3 separate regions of the Homo sapiens genome follow, and all the other regions are linked to region 1. A link is a loop called in an ENCODE intact Hi-C map of the cell type or tissue named here. Cell type or tissue: A673. All regions are shown on one strand.

The links. Peaks named below come from ENCODE experiments on the same cell type or tissue, not always from the same donor. Only the 100,000 strongest peaks of a DNase experiment are listed, where the experiment ranks them.
Region 2: a loop joins it to region 1, with 6 times the contacts of the local background. A loop is called at or near these places in 27 of 110 quality-filtered maps.
Region 3: it touches region 1 in a loop (2.7-fold over the local background); 10 of 110 quality-filtered maps call a loop at or near these places.

What each region holds. Positions count from the first base shown.
Region 1 is chr20:53,939,027-53,941,526 of GRCh38, reverse strand. BCAS1-AS1 (BCAS1 antisense RNA 1) reads right to left here. Exons shown (of 5, transcript NR_199019.1): 3 at 929-1,095; 4 at 132-242. Among named protein-coding and RNA genes, the nearest start is that of BCAS1-AS1, 25 kb to the right of the region's middle. RefSeq lists a silencer at 2,463-2,500. In A673, a CTCF peak has its summit at 1,440 (motif pointing right); a DNase peak (open chromatin) is centred at 1,436; H3K4me3 peaks cover 854 bases; H3K27ac peaks cover 2,500 bases.
Region 2 is chr20:54,198,724-54,201,223 of GRCh38, reverse strand. No RefSeq gene overlaps it. Among named protein-coding and RNA genes, the nearest start is that of PFDN4, 8.1 kb to the left of the region's middle. In A673, a CTCF peak has its summit at 1,390 (motif pointing right); a DNase peak (open chromatin) is centred at 1,413.
Region 3 is chr20:53,148,533-53,151,032 of GRCh38, reverse strand. All of the region lies in intron 1 of TSHZ2 (teashirt zinc finger homeobox 2), which reads right to left. Among named protein-coding and RNA genes, the nearest start is that of TSHZ2, 180 kb to the right of the region's middle. RefSeq lists a silencer at 1,617-1,817. In A673, no CTCF peak of the experiment used is centred here; DNase peaks (open chromatin) are centred at 842, 1,432 and 2,122; H3K4me3 peaks cover 772 bases; H3K27ac peaks cover 2,421 bases.

The DNA of each region.
Region 1 (2,500 bases):
AGGTACACAGGGAAGTGTGTCTTCTCCCATGTCAAGAAGAAGTGGCCTTTCCAGGAATGGAGCTATTGAGCTGAAATGGCTGCCACTGCGCGTACACACACACACGCGCACACACACACACACACACACACCTCCCTTCCAGTTCCAGCTGACGGTGACTTTTTGACTGGTAACCATAAAAGAATTCATTCAAAAGGGCAGTTGTTCCCAGCAGCCAGTGAGGTCCTTCCTGCATTCGTTGTCTTGGAGAAGGAGGCACATAACAAAATAGAAACCAAAATGGGAAGGAAAAGAGAAAGAAAGTGAAATTCCTGGTCTTTGTTGTATGTATCCCCTTGCTTTTTAGATAAATTATCAGGGGTTTAAACACACACTCTCTCCCCTCCCTCCTCCCACTTCACACACACTAGATTGTTCTTGTCTGTTTGCAAACAGTCCAGAAGCACTGGGGTCTCATTAAATTAGATTCTAAGTGTCTTAAAGAATTAGATTTCAAGAAACCAAGAATCTGTGTCCTTTCCCTTCTCAGAGTGCCTGGAAGGGTGCAGATTTCTCCAATCTGAATCTGACAATGTTATTTCTTATGTCAGATAATCCCAAGTAGATCTTATACCTTAAAAAAATAAAATCAGCTACACTACCTACCTTACAGGGAAGGAAAAAGAACTAATTCCAATTATTAACTAACCCAAGATACAAACACAGGGGAAACTAGGGAATGTGCTTTGCAGCAATGTAAGATTATAGGGGTTGGTTTTAACCATCCTTTGAATGTCCCTCTTTAAGCCTTTTTAAAGGGCAATTTTGCACGGTGAGTAGAATTAGGCTTCTCCGTGGTCAAGATTTTGTTCACTCTATCAGTGCAAATTAAGTGGCACCGGCCCACTGGAAATTATAGTCTCCATTAGGAAGAAAAGAAATTACTTACCGAGCAGCAAATTCTCTAAATTTGTAATTCAGATCTTTAGTGCAGAATGCCGGTCAGGATCCAGCCCTTTGCATAAATTGGTTTTCTGGGGAGTTTAACCCCTTAGCCTCTGTTGCCCTTTTCTTGAATGGCATTCACGCAACCCTCTCCATCTCCTGGCCCTTTAACTGGCCCCGGCAGAAGTTGCAGTCCACAATTTCACAGAAGTAAGGATAATACATTATCACACATTACCGTTTATAAAGTGCTCTGGGTACAATCTGTAATTTAAAGCTGTATTTCCCTCACTGAACTTAAGTGCTTCCTTTGTTACATTTCATTACCGGGGGACTGGCATGCACCTGTATAGATTTTTTTTTTTTTTTTCATTTTTTGTTTTGTTTTGTTTTTCCAAATAAGCACTTCTTGACAAAATGGCCCCCAGCTGCACTTCTGCTAATGACAGCCATGGAAGGGCTGGTTCCTTACGTGATCTACTCTCTCAGAAGCTTGCTTTTGTCAAAATGCAGCCACGTGGGGGAGCTGCAGGACCTGGGGTTTTACAATGCCTAGCCCTTTTTCCCTGATTGCCTAACCGGGAAACTGGGCCAAAGCAGCCTGAGAGTGTATTTGTTGATTAACTTCTAGAAAGCAGTCAAGTTTAATTAGGAGAACTAGAACGAGAAAGCTGAACTGGGCAAGTCAGTTGCCTTCTATGATTCTCAGTCCTCCAAATGAAGATAAGGTTGGTTGGTTTGTGTTTCCATCCTTATCTGCTCTATCTTGGAAGAAGCTCAAGGAAGATTGTGTGATTGCAAAACGTTTCAGTTGGTGTCATTGCAATGCATTTAAGTAATCCTTACTGGCCCATCCTGCTCCACAAAGCAGCCTTACCTCTCATCTTCTCCACTCCCAACTAAAGAGCAAGTGATTTAAACTCTGAGTGTCCTCCCTCAACAATGGGCTAATAATAGAGCCTACTCGTGGAGTTGCTGCCAGCATGCAGTGAGATGGTGCATACCAAACATTTAGTGCAGTGGCTGGCACATTGTAAGCACTTAGGAAAGGCAAGCTATTCTATCATGGGGAACTTTTAGCACCAAGTAACAGAAAACCCCTACTTGAATTGGCAGATAATCGTAACAATAAGGGTATTTATCATTTCATATAATAGGTGTTGTATAACATCTTTGGCTTTGATTCTCTGAGACTCTCTTCCAGCTAACAACGATAATGAGGAAATGTATCGTTTCATATAACTGGTGTTAAGTCTCATAGCCTGGCTCTGGTTCTCTGACACTCCATTCTGCCATGTTCCATGGGTTGACTTCATCCTAAAACTGTGCTGAATGATGGATGCAGTTCCAGGCAAGGGGATTATGGGAATACCATAATCAGTTTCAATGAATCATTTTGGTGAAATCATGTTGAGAAGGCAATACAATGATACAGTAGACAGTAAAGCCATTATTGGTATCAGTGGCTTTAAGGCTAACCATTCCCCAAACTAACTGTGTCCCTTCAATTCACACCCATGGGATTTGTGTAATGACGGCCCCCACCTTCCAAAGCAGTGCCACTAGAATGTGAACT
Region 2 (2,500 bases), 260 kb before region 1:
CTCTCTCCTAGCAGAAAAACTCGTTCTGCAAGTCCGCATGGTACAGGGACTTTCAAGTCTGCTGAGCATCTTCTCATTTCCTGATGTGGAGCATTTCCGACCTTTGTTTCTGGTCCTTTCTCCAGCTGGGGACTGTCCCTGGCTCTCCGGGGAGAAGCATGGGGTACAAGTGGAAGCATGTGGATCCTGCAGGTCAGGGAGGAGAATCAACAATGACCATTTGGAAAGACTTTCCCTTATGCCAGGTTGAAAACTGGCCTCCCACTGACTGGATCCAGGCTATGTTTTCTTTGACCCATATGGTATTTTTCTTTAGTGGAACCAATATTTGAGATTTTTAGTTTTGCTTGAGCTGGTACAATCAGCATCCTGGTGACATTGCACCTGTGTTTCTGCCTGATGGGCAGCTGCTGGTGCTGCTTTGGCCTGGCACATTCGGCCAGCAGGCTCTCTCCTGGGCCTGGCAGACCCCCCCACTCACAGAGCGCACACAGGTACATGTAGGGCACCTGCCCATCCATGTGCTCACCTGTGAGGCCCTCCAGGTATATGAACTTGTAACTCCCAGCCTTCTGTTTTAACATACCTAAATGAGAGCATTTATGCGTGTGTTTGTTTGAAATTTCTACCATGCTAGGTGCTATTGCAAGCAGAAAAATAAAGCAGACAAGGTGCTTGGCATCATGAAGCTTATGGTTGGCAAACATATGACCAAAGTCACAGCACCAGAAGCTGCAACCCTGGGGCGAGTCCAGGGGAGAAAGAGCTTGAATCTTGCTGGAGTGGTCCCTGAGGACTGTGGAATCAGTGGGATGTTGCTTGGACCAAGAAGGGCAGGTGCTCAGCATTGAGGGCATAACACTGAAAAAACAGACAAAACTCTTTGTCCTCATGTAGCTTACATTCTATTGATAGGAAAAAGATCATAACCAAAACATATAAGTAAATTATACAGTATGTTAGAAAGTTTTATTAGTATAAATGCTATTAATCGCTCCAACAAGAACTCATAAAATTATAATAAAAGACTGTGTGACTACCATCAGGAACACTCCGTGAGGAAGATATAAGGACAGAAATGGTCAGTATATTGACTGGAAAATGAAGAGAAAAAAAAAACCTGTTTGAATTGGTATGTAAGCTACAAAATTGTCCAGACATGTCCCAGTTTAATTTAGATTTTGTCACAAAGCGAGAATGAGGTTATCACATCATTTCCTGGCAGTACGCACCTGGGTGCCCTCCAAAACCTGCAACACCTGCTCCAGGCTCCTGGTTCTAAGATTTAAAAAGGAAACCTTGATCAGATTCCTCTTCCATGCTGGCCATGAGGAGTGAGAGGCAAGAAGGAGCAAATCCCCAGGATCACGCAGCAATTTGGTTTGGCGCCTGCAGAGGGCACCCGAGGAACATGACAGTGTTCCCCAGACTTAAATCATTCAAATCCACCTTCCGAATATTTTGCACTTCTTTTGAATCTTACTGTGCTGGGTAATGTTAAGTACTGTCAGTTTGTATTTAGCTAAACAATTTTGCAAATGGTTTTTCCATAACGCTGTTTGAAATGTTTCATTGTTTTCCCATTGCACTTAAATTTCTTACCAGGGCCTAGCCTCCCTCCCTGACCTTGTTTTGGACCATCTTTCCCCTCACTCACTGTGCTTCACCCTCTTGGGCCTCCATTCTGTGAATGCTACACGCTCCCTCCTGCCTCAGGGCCTTTGCACTTGCTTTTCCTGCTGCCTATGATGCCTTTCTCCTATTGTTCAGCCAGCTGCATTCTACCGTCTGCCTATCCTTAAGACTCAGCGTCTATGTTACTCCCATCAAGGAAGCTGCTATGATTTGAATGTGTCCTCCAGAGTTCGTAGTTGAAATTTAATGGCCAATGTGGTTTTACAATGAGGCGGGGGTCTTTAAGTCTGAGGACAGAGCCCTCAAGAATGGGATTGGGTCTCTTATAGAAGGGCTTGAGGGAACGAGTTTGTGTTGGTCCATTCTCCCACTGCTATAAAGAACTGCCCAACACTGGGTAATTTAGAAAGGAAAGAGGTTTAATTGACTCGCAGTTCCACATGGCTGGGGAGGCCTCAGGAACCTTACAATCATGGCGGGAGGTGAAGGGAAAGCAAGGCACCTTCTTAACAGGGCGGCAAGATCAAGAATAAATGCAGGAAGAACTACCAAACACAAAACCATCAGACCTCGTGAGAACTCACTCACTATCACGAAAACAGAGTAGGCGAAACCGCCCCCTTGATTCAATTATCTCCACCTGGTCTTTCCCTTGACACATGGAGATTATGGGGATTACAATTCAAGATGAGATTTTGGGTGAGGACACAGCCAAACCATATCAAGGTTCATTCTCTTCTGTTCTTCTACCATGTAAGGACATAGCATTCTGCCCTGCAGAGGACACAGCAACAAGTTGGCATCTTAGAAGGAGAGACTGGACCTCTCACCAGCCATTAAACCTACAGGTGCCTTGATCTTGGAT
Region 3 (2,500 bases), 790 kb after region 1:
AAGGTAACATTTAATAAGCATGTTAGGGTAATTAGTTAAGTCACTTGTCAATTAACTAGATTACCTAATAGCTAATTTGTCTCTCCAAGCAGCAGGCTTTGTGGAAAGGCAGTCAAGGAAAACTTATTTTGAAAGGATGGCCTTCCCACGTAAGTATACCTAAGCCAGCCCAATTTCAGTGTTTCTGTTGGCCTCAGAGCTCCACTGGTGAGGATCTTAGTTTTCTTATTTGCTTTTAAATGAAGTCCCTTCCTTTTCTTCTCTTTTTAAGATCTTCTCCTTCCTTCCTTTCTTCCCTCCTTCTTTTTCTTTTCCTCCTTTCCTTCCTTCCTCTCCTCCTTCCTTCCTTTTTCCTTTCTTCTTTCTCTTTCTTTCCTTCTTTTTTTTAAAAAACTTTTATTTTATTTTATTTTATTTTCCTGTAGTTGATTTTACCTTAGATTAGAAGCCACCAACACTCCCTGTGAAGGACCAGCTAGTAAATATTTTAGGCTTTGCAAGACAAGAGACTAAATTGAGGATATGTGCAGGTACTTATGTAACAAAAGAGAAAACAGATTTTTACAAAATTTTTCAACCATTTATGTGAAAATTCTTTCTAGTTTGCCAGCTATATAAAAACAGGTTTCAGGTGGGATTTGACTCACTGGCTGTAGTTTGCAGATCCCTGGTTTGCATCATCACTAAATTGTTAATTTCCTAAATCAGCATGGTTAGATTTGCAATCTGGAAGTTATCAAAATCATCTGGCCTCCCCACTGTGTTCATCATTCACCCTCCCAATAAGAGGCTAAAAGCATAGACTCCAGACCCCAACTATCCAGATTTGAATCCCAGCTTTGCCAAGAAGTGTGCAACCTTGGATAAGTTACTTAACCTCTCTGTGCTTCAATGACACCATCCCCAAAACAGAAATAGCGATCTCATAGGATTGCTATGAAGATTACAGTGAGGTGTATAAGTAAAACATTTACCGCAGTGTCCGGCACATAGGCAGAACTATGAAAGTGTTAACTTCTTTTTATTACTTTAATGGCACAGGGAGTAGAATAAGGAACACTTCCCCTTTGCAATGAAATGATAAGCAGACTCTATTCCCTGATCCCTGGAGATCCATTTGGTGACGGACTTCATGCCAAGAGGAGAGAAGCTGCAAGGAGATATTCTTGGGCATTTTCCGAGCGTGCTTATGCAAACAGGATGCTGTAAATGTCTCTTTGGAGAAGGAGCCTGCCAGCAGGTCTCAGTTTTGCCTCGTGATTTATTGGGACCCTCTGCTTTTGTTCAAATAGGTTTTCCTGCCTCAGCTCTTCAATGATTGGACTGCAAGTCATGCCCTGTATAGTACCAAGTCTGTCTCCATGCCCTACATAATATGTGATGAGAAGAAGTGCTATTAAAGAGGTTTCCTGTTACGGTCTCCTCATTGGCACCATGAGCTGAGCGGAAATCTCTGAAGGACTTATTTAGCATGCACACACTAGAACTGAACTAAAGCAGATCCTTGCATTGGCAGCTCAAGAACTTTAAATGCCCCTGGCAGAAACTCCTCCTCTCTTTCCTCCCCCTCTTTCTCTCACTCCCTTTTGATGTTCTCTCTTTCTTTTAGCCTATCGTTGACAGTAAGTGCAATCACATTACACACAGCTTTCTTTGGAAAGCCCCCTTTTTAATGATCTGGCAGACACTGAGCCCTTCCAGAAAAAAAATTTCAATCCCTCTTCCCACAGCTTCCGCAAGCCCCAGTGACAAATGACACCTGTCATTCTGTCACAGACAAGCAGCACAGACAGGGATGTCAGTGATGTATGGCTCACCAGCAGAGGAAATCAACTTTAAAAAAAAAAAAAAAACCCTAAAAGAGCTGACCAGTACATTGTCAGGATCCTGCTCCCAAGGCCTCGCCTAACAGACAGACTGGAAGAGAGACAGAAAAAGTTTCAGCTTGAGGGGGAAGAATGTATAAGATCAAAACACAGAAATATTTATCTACGGAGAAACTGGCATCAAGTAAGCCACAGATTGCTTTGCATTGTTTATTTCTTTGCAGTGCTCTGGATATTAGCCAAATTCTCACCTCCTCCTGTGATTTATGGAGGAAAAGGTTGATTCCTGCTCTGTGAGAATTCTCTTTCTGGAGCCTCTGAAAAAAAGTGAGTCAACCCGAGCTTTGTTTGTTAAGCCTAAATTACCCCATTTTACACTGAGTCCAATGAAAAGCAATAAAATTTCCAATAACCCCCAAGGGATTCCCTCCATACAAAGACTGTACCCTGAAGATTAATAACCTGCCTTTTATGTTGATGGCAATCTCAGAAAAGATTGGGAGATGTCTTCATTTTCTTTATCTATATATTTTTTCTATTTTGTATCAACCCCCACCCCATGATCCATACATATTGAATGCAAAAACTTTTTTTTTCTTTCAATCAAAACCACTGCACTTAGATCCACTTGGGGTCCTGATTTAATAGGCAAACTCAGCCACATTCTCAAATTG